Regions from separate parts of the Homo sapiens genome. Here region 2 is linked to region 1. Evidence: chromatin contacts called from ENCODE Hi-C or POLR2A ChIA-PET data. All regions are on one chromosome and are shown on one strand. The core of a region is the stretch at or near the end of the contact, and the rest is flanking DNA. Distances in the headings are between cores, read along the strand shown. Region 1 holds the start of LINC00400 (long intergenic non-protein coding RNA 400). Region 2 overlaps LINC00400 (long intergenic non-protein coding RNA 400).

Evidence for each region. Hi-C counts contacts between places; a loop is a spot of excess contacts on that map. ChIA-PET counts read pairs that join two places held with the same protein, here RNA polymerase II (POLR2A).
Region 2: a map of transverse colon shows a loop between it and region 1 (9-fold over the local background). The contact joins the enhancer-like site here to the promoter of LINC00400 in region 1. A Hi-C loop is called at or near these places in 1 of 168 maps with a recorded cell type or tissue (transverse colon) and 1 of 37 single-sample maps with no recorded cell type. POLR2A ChIA-PET finds 5 or more read pairs at or near these places in 2 of 52 experiments (H1 and IMR-90).

Annotation. Positions count from the first base shown.
Region 1 is chr13:43,111,551-43,115,082 of GRCh38, reverse strand. LINC00400 (long intergenic non-protein coding RNA 400) reads right to left here and starts at 1,918. Exons shown (of 3, transcript NR_047013.1): 1 at 1,800-1,918. It overlaps DNAJC15 (DnaJ heat shock protein family (Hsp40) member C15), which reads right to left. Exons shown (of 6, transcript NM_013238.3): 6 at 870-3,532.
Region 2 is chr13:43,152,228-43,155,759 of GRCh38, reverse strand. The region is part of intron 1 of LINC00400 (long intergenic non-protein coding RNA 400); the gene reads right to left. Among named protein-coding and RNA genes, the nearest start is that of LINC00400, 41 kb to the right of the region's middle. RefSeq lists an enhancer at 1,525-2,048. Within about 2 kb of position 1,904, at least 3 of the 41 ENCODE cell types and tissues checked have a DNase peak (open chromatin) inside an H3K27ac peak, as active enhancers do.

The DNA.
Region 1 (3,532 bases), core at 669-3,168:
CAACACTACCAGTCCTCCTCCTTCTACAGATTTGGAAACATCACTCGATAGTGCCCATGATATCATGAGACCTTTAGGCCAGTTAAGCAACTGCAACATACACTCGGCCCACAGAATGTCTAACTGGCCTTAGTAGATATTAAGATGTGACCACTTCATGGGGCAGGATGTGTTTGTATGTGTGCCTGCCTGCATGCACACATAGGGGAAAGACAATGAAAGAGCCAGAGAGGGGAAACAGAGGGCACATATGTCTGTACTCTCCTCCTGTTGGAAGTTGAAAACAGCAGCCTTATTCTTTACGCTAAGTATAGGTTCCAGGCATTTGTGCAGTCATATTCAATAATATATTCTGGGCCTGACAGTTCAGATGTGTCAGCATTTCTATTACCATTGCCTATGTTTAGAGTTCTTTATGCAGTCAAAAGTGCTAAGGCCAAAAATTGATATGAAGATAACAGAGGCAAGATATAAGTAAATAAACCAAGGAACTAGGCACTTTTCTTTGGTATTTGCATTACAACATAAATATAAAAATCAATTTAAAAGTATTGTTGGGCTGATTTCTATTTTTTCCCTTCTTTATTTTGGTATGAGAGGTAAAAATCCAAGTTTCAATAATGGCTTCTGAGAAAATTCACATGTCTATGATTTGGGTTTCTAACAGTTGCTTTTAAAAGTGAACCAATCGATACTGTGTCCTGAGGGACAACTGGGCTGAGCATCTCATGAGGAAGTAAAGGGAAGTGTAGAAAAAGTGAAAGACTAAGATAGACTTTCAATAAATAAAAGAGTTCACAATGTAGATGAAGTTGTACAACACATGAGGTGTTCTTCAAGAATTATACAACAGAAAAATTGAGTGTAAATTCAATTTTAGCAGATTAGGTTTTATTTTAACTGCATCGGGAAAACCACATAGATAAAACTATCTTATTGTTTATCCTTTACAATTTTAAAGCAAAACAAACACAACAGCATTTTATTTATTTAATTGTAGTGCATCCGTATTTTCACATATTGGATTTTAAAAAATCTCTGCTTACAAGAAGAAACGAAAGCCCAAACAAGAATGTAGTATGTAAGCGAGTACAAAATGAGATAGAGTAGAAGGCAAACTGATTACCTAAGTCCCAAGAAGTCAGGAAACAAAGTGTAACTCAGATCCAAGCAGGGTTAACCAGGAAAGGCTGCATTTCTGTGTGTACCTGCTGCTTTCTTCAGCACTGCACTGTACAACATTCTGGGGCAGCCTGAGAGATGCAGACTATACAAATATAGTCTCACATCTCACCACCAAAGCACAAACATTCCAGAGGCATGGAAGCCAAAGTGTAAACACTTCTGCAGTCAACTCTTAACTATTCACATTTACAGAAGGAAAGAGCAAAGGCACCACTAATCCAAGAATAGATAAATGGAAAGATCACTGAGTTAGCTTTGGAATACACTCTTGCATATAGGTGTATCCATGTTCAAGGAACTCACAAGTCTGTTATGAATATTAGTCATAAGGAGTTAGAAACTTTCTCCAGGAGTCAGAAACCTTTTCACCATTTATTACAGCTACTGGAAATAGAGAATTAACTGGACAATCTCAAAGACACATTCTTAGACTGGTAACTAAAGTTCCATTGACTCCACCAGACAACTATAGAACTATACACAATTTTGGAATTTGGCAAAAAAAGTATGGCATGGACAAATAACCCTGTTCAAAATTGAAAATAAACAGCAGGAAACAATTTTTAAGAATTCTATAAAAGTACTGAAATTCCCTTTCAATTGCTGCAAGTTACCTCATTTCAGTTGTCTTGTTTTCATTGCCTCTCTGCTCCTTTCAATATATTCGGTTTTCTTGTTTTCATCTTTAATACACTGAGCTCTCTCTTCATTTCTTGTGCCAGGTCTGCTGCTTCACCTTCATGAGCTGTCTTCAGAACCTTGCTCTGGATGTTCTCCTTGAAAGCTCTTGTCCATGAACATTTCAGATAAAATCTTATCAAAGCTTCCTCCGTCATCACTCTGAGTCAAAGAAAGTCACTCTGCTAAACTTTACAACAGAACTTTTGCTATGTGCACTTGGATGGACATCGTAAGCTTCCAGGGAAGAATTAAAGAGATTAGGTACTCCTTGCCCATGATGCACAATGACACTGGATCCTTTCGTAAACCTAATTTCACATTTATAATCCCAGGTCACATGCATCAAAAAATGAGCCAAAAGTCATACAAGCCCCTTCATTCTGATTCCCACATATTTAGAATGAGTGCAATATAATATAAACAGCATGCGATTCAGAGTCTGAATTTGGTTCCTAGTGCCACCACTTACTGGCTATGTAATCTTGGAAAAGATCCTAAACTCCTCTGAGCCTGTTTCTTAACCTGTAAAATGGGGATACATAATAGTACCTCTTAGGCTGGCTATGAAAATCAAGGTAACATAGGTAGAATGTTTGGCACAGGTACTAAACGTTAGCTAATATTATTAATGCTTTTCTTAAAATGAACTTATTCTAATTATTGGCTTTTAGCATTATAGTTTAGATGTCCATATTGAACCAATATCTCTATGTGATTTTTATCCTGTCATAATTGAAGTTTGCCACTGTTGATCCCCCCTGCTAAGTTGAGATACTAATTTGAAATTTATGGCCAACATCTAGCCTGAGTGATCATATTCCACCCGTGTGAAATTAAGCTCCCTCTTAATGCTGAAGATTGAGTATTTCTCTACATCTATGTAATATAGTCTGTTCAGACTTAAAATTTGGAGCAGTGCTGCTAGATACTGTTGAATCGAACAGAGAGGGAAAGGGTTATTATGGCAGGAAGAGAAATGAAGATTACTTAATGAACTTGCATTTCAATTGAGCAGGGTTTTTAATACAAAAGAAAGAGCTTTTTATAAATTCTTTTGCTCAGCAACAATAAAAAGAGGAAAAGAGCACTCAGCTGGGAACAATAGCTACTCAGCTCATAAAAAATCATTAGAAGGAACATTTTCTTTGTCCACCATGCCCAGCAATTTTGCTGGTGGGCAATTATCCAGATCACTTAGGTTCCACCTATAAAAATGAGTCCAGAGAACCTTCTCAACTTTTCCAGCTAATAAATTATGCTAACAGAAGTCCTCATCTCTTAATGTGTGTAATGCCACCATAAATAAAATTTTGACTCATAATTCATGGAATGTTTTTGACAAGTAGATGATACTGATCCAGCCATTAATAGGATTTGCTCTTTGGGTTGCTTTTCCATTAGAAGGGACGGACTATGCTGACACATTTACTCATTCCCATCAAATCCTCCTTGCAGCCAGGAGCCTCCATCTAGTTGATGACTGTTGGGCGAGGTGCAGGGTGCCCGAGGACAGCATGGTTCCACTGTGTGAAATTGGCTGGTGTACTTGGATATTTAACTTTTCACTGCAGTCTCCGTAGCTCATCTTAAGTTGGTTGACTCAAGAGAAACTTCATATTCTTGACGTAAAGAGCCTGGCTGATTCATCTTCTCCCACAAATGGTAT
Region 2 (3,532 bases), core at 655-3,154, 41 kb before region 1:
GACTTAGGAGCTGAAACGTGTTTAGAAGTTTTTCATCCCAAATTATCCCACTGAAATGAAGCATTCTGTTGCCACACTACAGGCATTTGACATCATAGGCACTTAACACTTGCTGAATTGAACTAAATGGAATTGACTCTCTGTGGGATCAAAAGTATCACAGACTTATACAGTACATATTTAAAAAGACTTCTTTGCTTTTCAATTATATTATTAATCAGAGCTGTTGAAAAATGAAGCTTTCTAAAAATATTGATGGGAAAACACAAAGATGCTTACATTTCTCAAAAATATGTAAGAAAAAATGATTTCAAAAATCATTTGCTCATGATTTCATTCATTAATTAATTGACCTTTATGGAACATCTCATGTCTGTCAGTGCAGATTATAGGCACAGTGGGAGACTCAAAGGTGAAACAGACACAGTATCTTCCTATTTCCAAAGTACTTCTATCTTGAAATGTAGATAAGATATGGATGTCTATATCTAATAAATAATTTGTTACAATAATTGGGTTATAAATACACATCTATATACATGTATACACCGTGCGCTCCCAGGAGAGGGCAGGTTCATGGACTTGGCCTTGGAAGCTGAGTGTCTCAAGCAGTGTGGATCCTCATTCATCCACCCTGAGGTTTTGGTGGTGCTTGCTATGGTCACATGTCAGCCTATCTTGACTTGGTAGCAGTTCTGTGAAAGCAAAGGTCTCTAACGTATCCTGGGGATCAGGGGCAAGTAGGTGGATGGGACATGGGGTGGGTTAGGAAAAGCTTCCTCAAGAAAGTGATAATTGACATGACAAGAGAAGGATGAGTAGGAGATAAGCAGGTGAAAGAAGAATGAAAAATATTCAACTTAGGGGAAGTAGCAGAAGGGAAAGAGGAGTCTGGGGCCAGGCAAGACTGGAGAGGCAGGCAGGGTTCTGAGCAGCCATGTTAATGATATTGGCATTTATCAGAAGAGAGGTAGAAAGCAGTTGAAGCATTTTAATTAAGAGGGCTTTTTGATATATATTTAAAAGTGCTTATTAGTGAGTCAAGGCTGAGAAGATATCTTTAACTACCTTGCAAGCTAATAATAGAGTCAGGATACTGGTGATAGACTTTGCAAACTGCTCTCAGAAGAATTCCTTCTTCAGATTTGATGGTCGTGAGAAATTCCACAGGTCCCCTTTGCTGTTCATCATCAGAGACACTTGAGGGGCACTGGCAGTGATCTGGTTGCTGATCTGGGCTGGATAAGAGTGTAGTGCTGTGTTTGTATCATGATAAATTTAATGTATGCTGGCTCACGGCATCAACGCTTTATCAAAAGAATAAATGGAAAGTTATTCCGGGCTGAGAGGGTAAAGAGATCAGTTTATGGGAAAGAGAGCCTCCTTATGCACACATTCTGTAAACTACAGATCAAAAGCCAGAAGAGGAATGCTGACTATGAATAATGAAATCACACATGCAAAGGTCTGGATGGATTCAGACATCCTGACAATTTCTTTTTCAAGGAAAAATCAAGGCTTTTGCCTGGCGCTGAATACTTTGAAGATAAGTGCTCTGAAGGCAGAGCAAGATAGCTATCACATTCAGTAGAGATAGGTGAACTTTCAAAATTGGGTTCATTTAAATAGCATGCCCTGGAGGTCCCCTCCAGACAAGGAGGGTCAGAGTGGCATTCATGACAGTTGAAGGACACTTTAATCTCCAATAACTTGGTTGTTCCACGATGTCCGGTGGTTAGGGACTGAGCTGACCTTACCCGAAGACTTTAAATTAAAAACTCAAGCCCATATCCTACGTAAGAAAATTCCAAATGTGGTTGAATTGTCAGAAAAACAACGCAACCAGAATCACGCCCCAGGCAAGTACATTTCTTAAGGCTTACTCATTCCCCAAGCCATTAAGCTTCAGCCGTGCGTTCTCCCCACATTCAGTTCTAATAGAACTGCTGGTTCCCAGGTAGAGTGTCCAACCATTCCAGTGTGCTTGGTACTGTTGGGTTTTAGCACCGAAAGTTCTGCATCCTGGACTGCCACTCTAGTCCTGGGTGAAATATATTAGTTAGTCACCCAACTGCCGTTACCAGTGTTTTCTGATGGTCACACACAGTTACCTGCTTGCATCCCCACCCGGCCTCTCAGCAGCTAGGAATGTGGTCTCTCTCTCTCTCTTTCTCTTTCCTTTGCTAACACTTCCCTACTAACGACCAGAATGTTCGTGCGTCTCATGATTCTGCCTTTAGCTTTCTCTTTTTCTCTCTTCACCATTATAGTGGGTTAAATAGCACTCCCCAACCCCAAATTCAGATCCAACTGAGAACCTCAGAATGTGACCTCAGTTGGACCTAGGATCTTGCAGATATAAATAGTTAAGATGAGGTCCTATGGGATTAGAGTGGGCCCTAGATCTAATGTGACCAATGTGCTTGTAAGAAGAGGAGAGGGCACACAGAGATAGGAAGGCACAGAGGGAAGAAGGCCATGTGGCTATGGAGGTAGCGATAGGAGTGGTGCAGATGGAAGCCAAGGAATGGCAAGGATGGACAGCAACTACCAGAAGCTAGGAAGAGTCAAGGAAGGGTCCTTCTTTAGGGACTTCAGGGGGAGCACAGCCCTGCTGACACCTTGATTTCAAATTTCTGGCCTCCGAAACTGTGTGAGAATAAATTTCTGTTGTTTCATGCTACCCTGCTTTATGGTAATGTGTTATAGTAGCCCTGGGAAACCAATATAATGCTCTTCTTAAGCAATTTTATTCAACCCTCATGGCTTCTATTTCACCTACACTCCAGTGACGTCTACTTCTACTTCACATACACTTGTGATGGGATTCCAGGGGCATCTCCATGGCCTGATGCTTTGAGGAGGATAGAAATAGTCAGGAATACTAATGTCCCAGAATCTGAATCTGTCTAGAACTGACTGCTTATTGATGTGGGTTATTCTGCTCTGTAAGGGGACACACACACATACACATGTGTATGTGCTGGCCTGGAGCTCTTTTCTGAGAGGGAGACCTATGTTTCCAAGCACCTCCTGAAACAGCAGACACAGTAGAGCCAGGCGTTCTGCACCTACTGTGTGTGTAATACATCTAACTCTAAGTTAGTCTCTCCCACATACCTCCTCTTCCCTTAATAATCTTTTCTCTAGGTTAATGGATTCACCAAACACCTGCCTCCCCAGTCTCCAATCTTGATGCTACTCCTGATTATTTCTCCTGCTCTACATTCACCTGTCCACTAAAACCTCACAATTCTCTTGCAGGAACTTCTCTCTGTTGAGTTGGGTGAGGTAGATGGTGCATCCAGCTCAGGCGACCTCCATGGCTCAGTTTCAGACAAGTTTCTAAGCAGGTCTGATGGCCTGGGGCCTGGGCCGGGGGCAGGAGGTCCAGCCAGAAGCCAATCTGGTAAGAGATGTGTATGAATTTTTGAGAGAATAGCCTACATATTTCTGGCTCACCAGCTTATGATATCCAAACAAGGTCATACTTCCCTTTTATAATCCAAATTATTATGGCAGAAGACTTCAT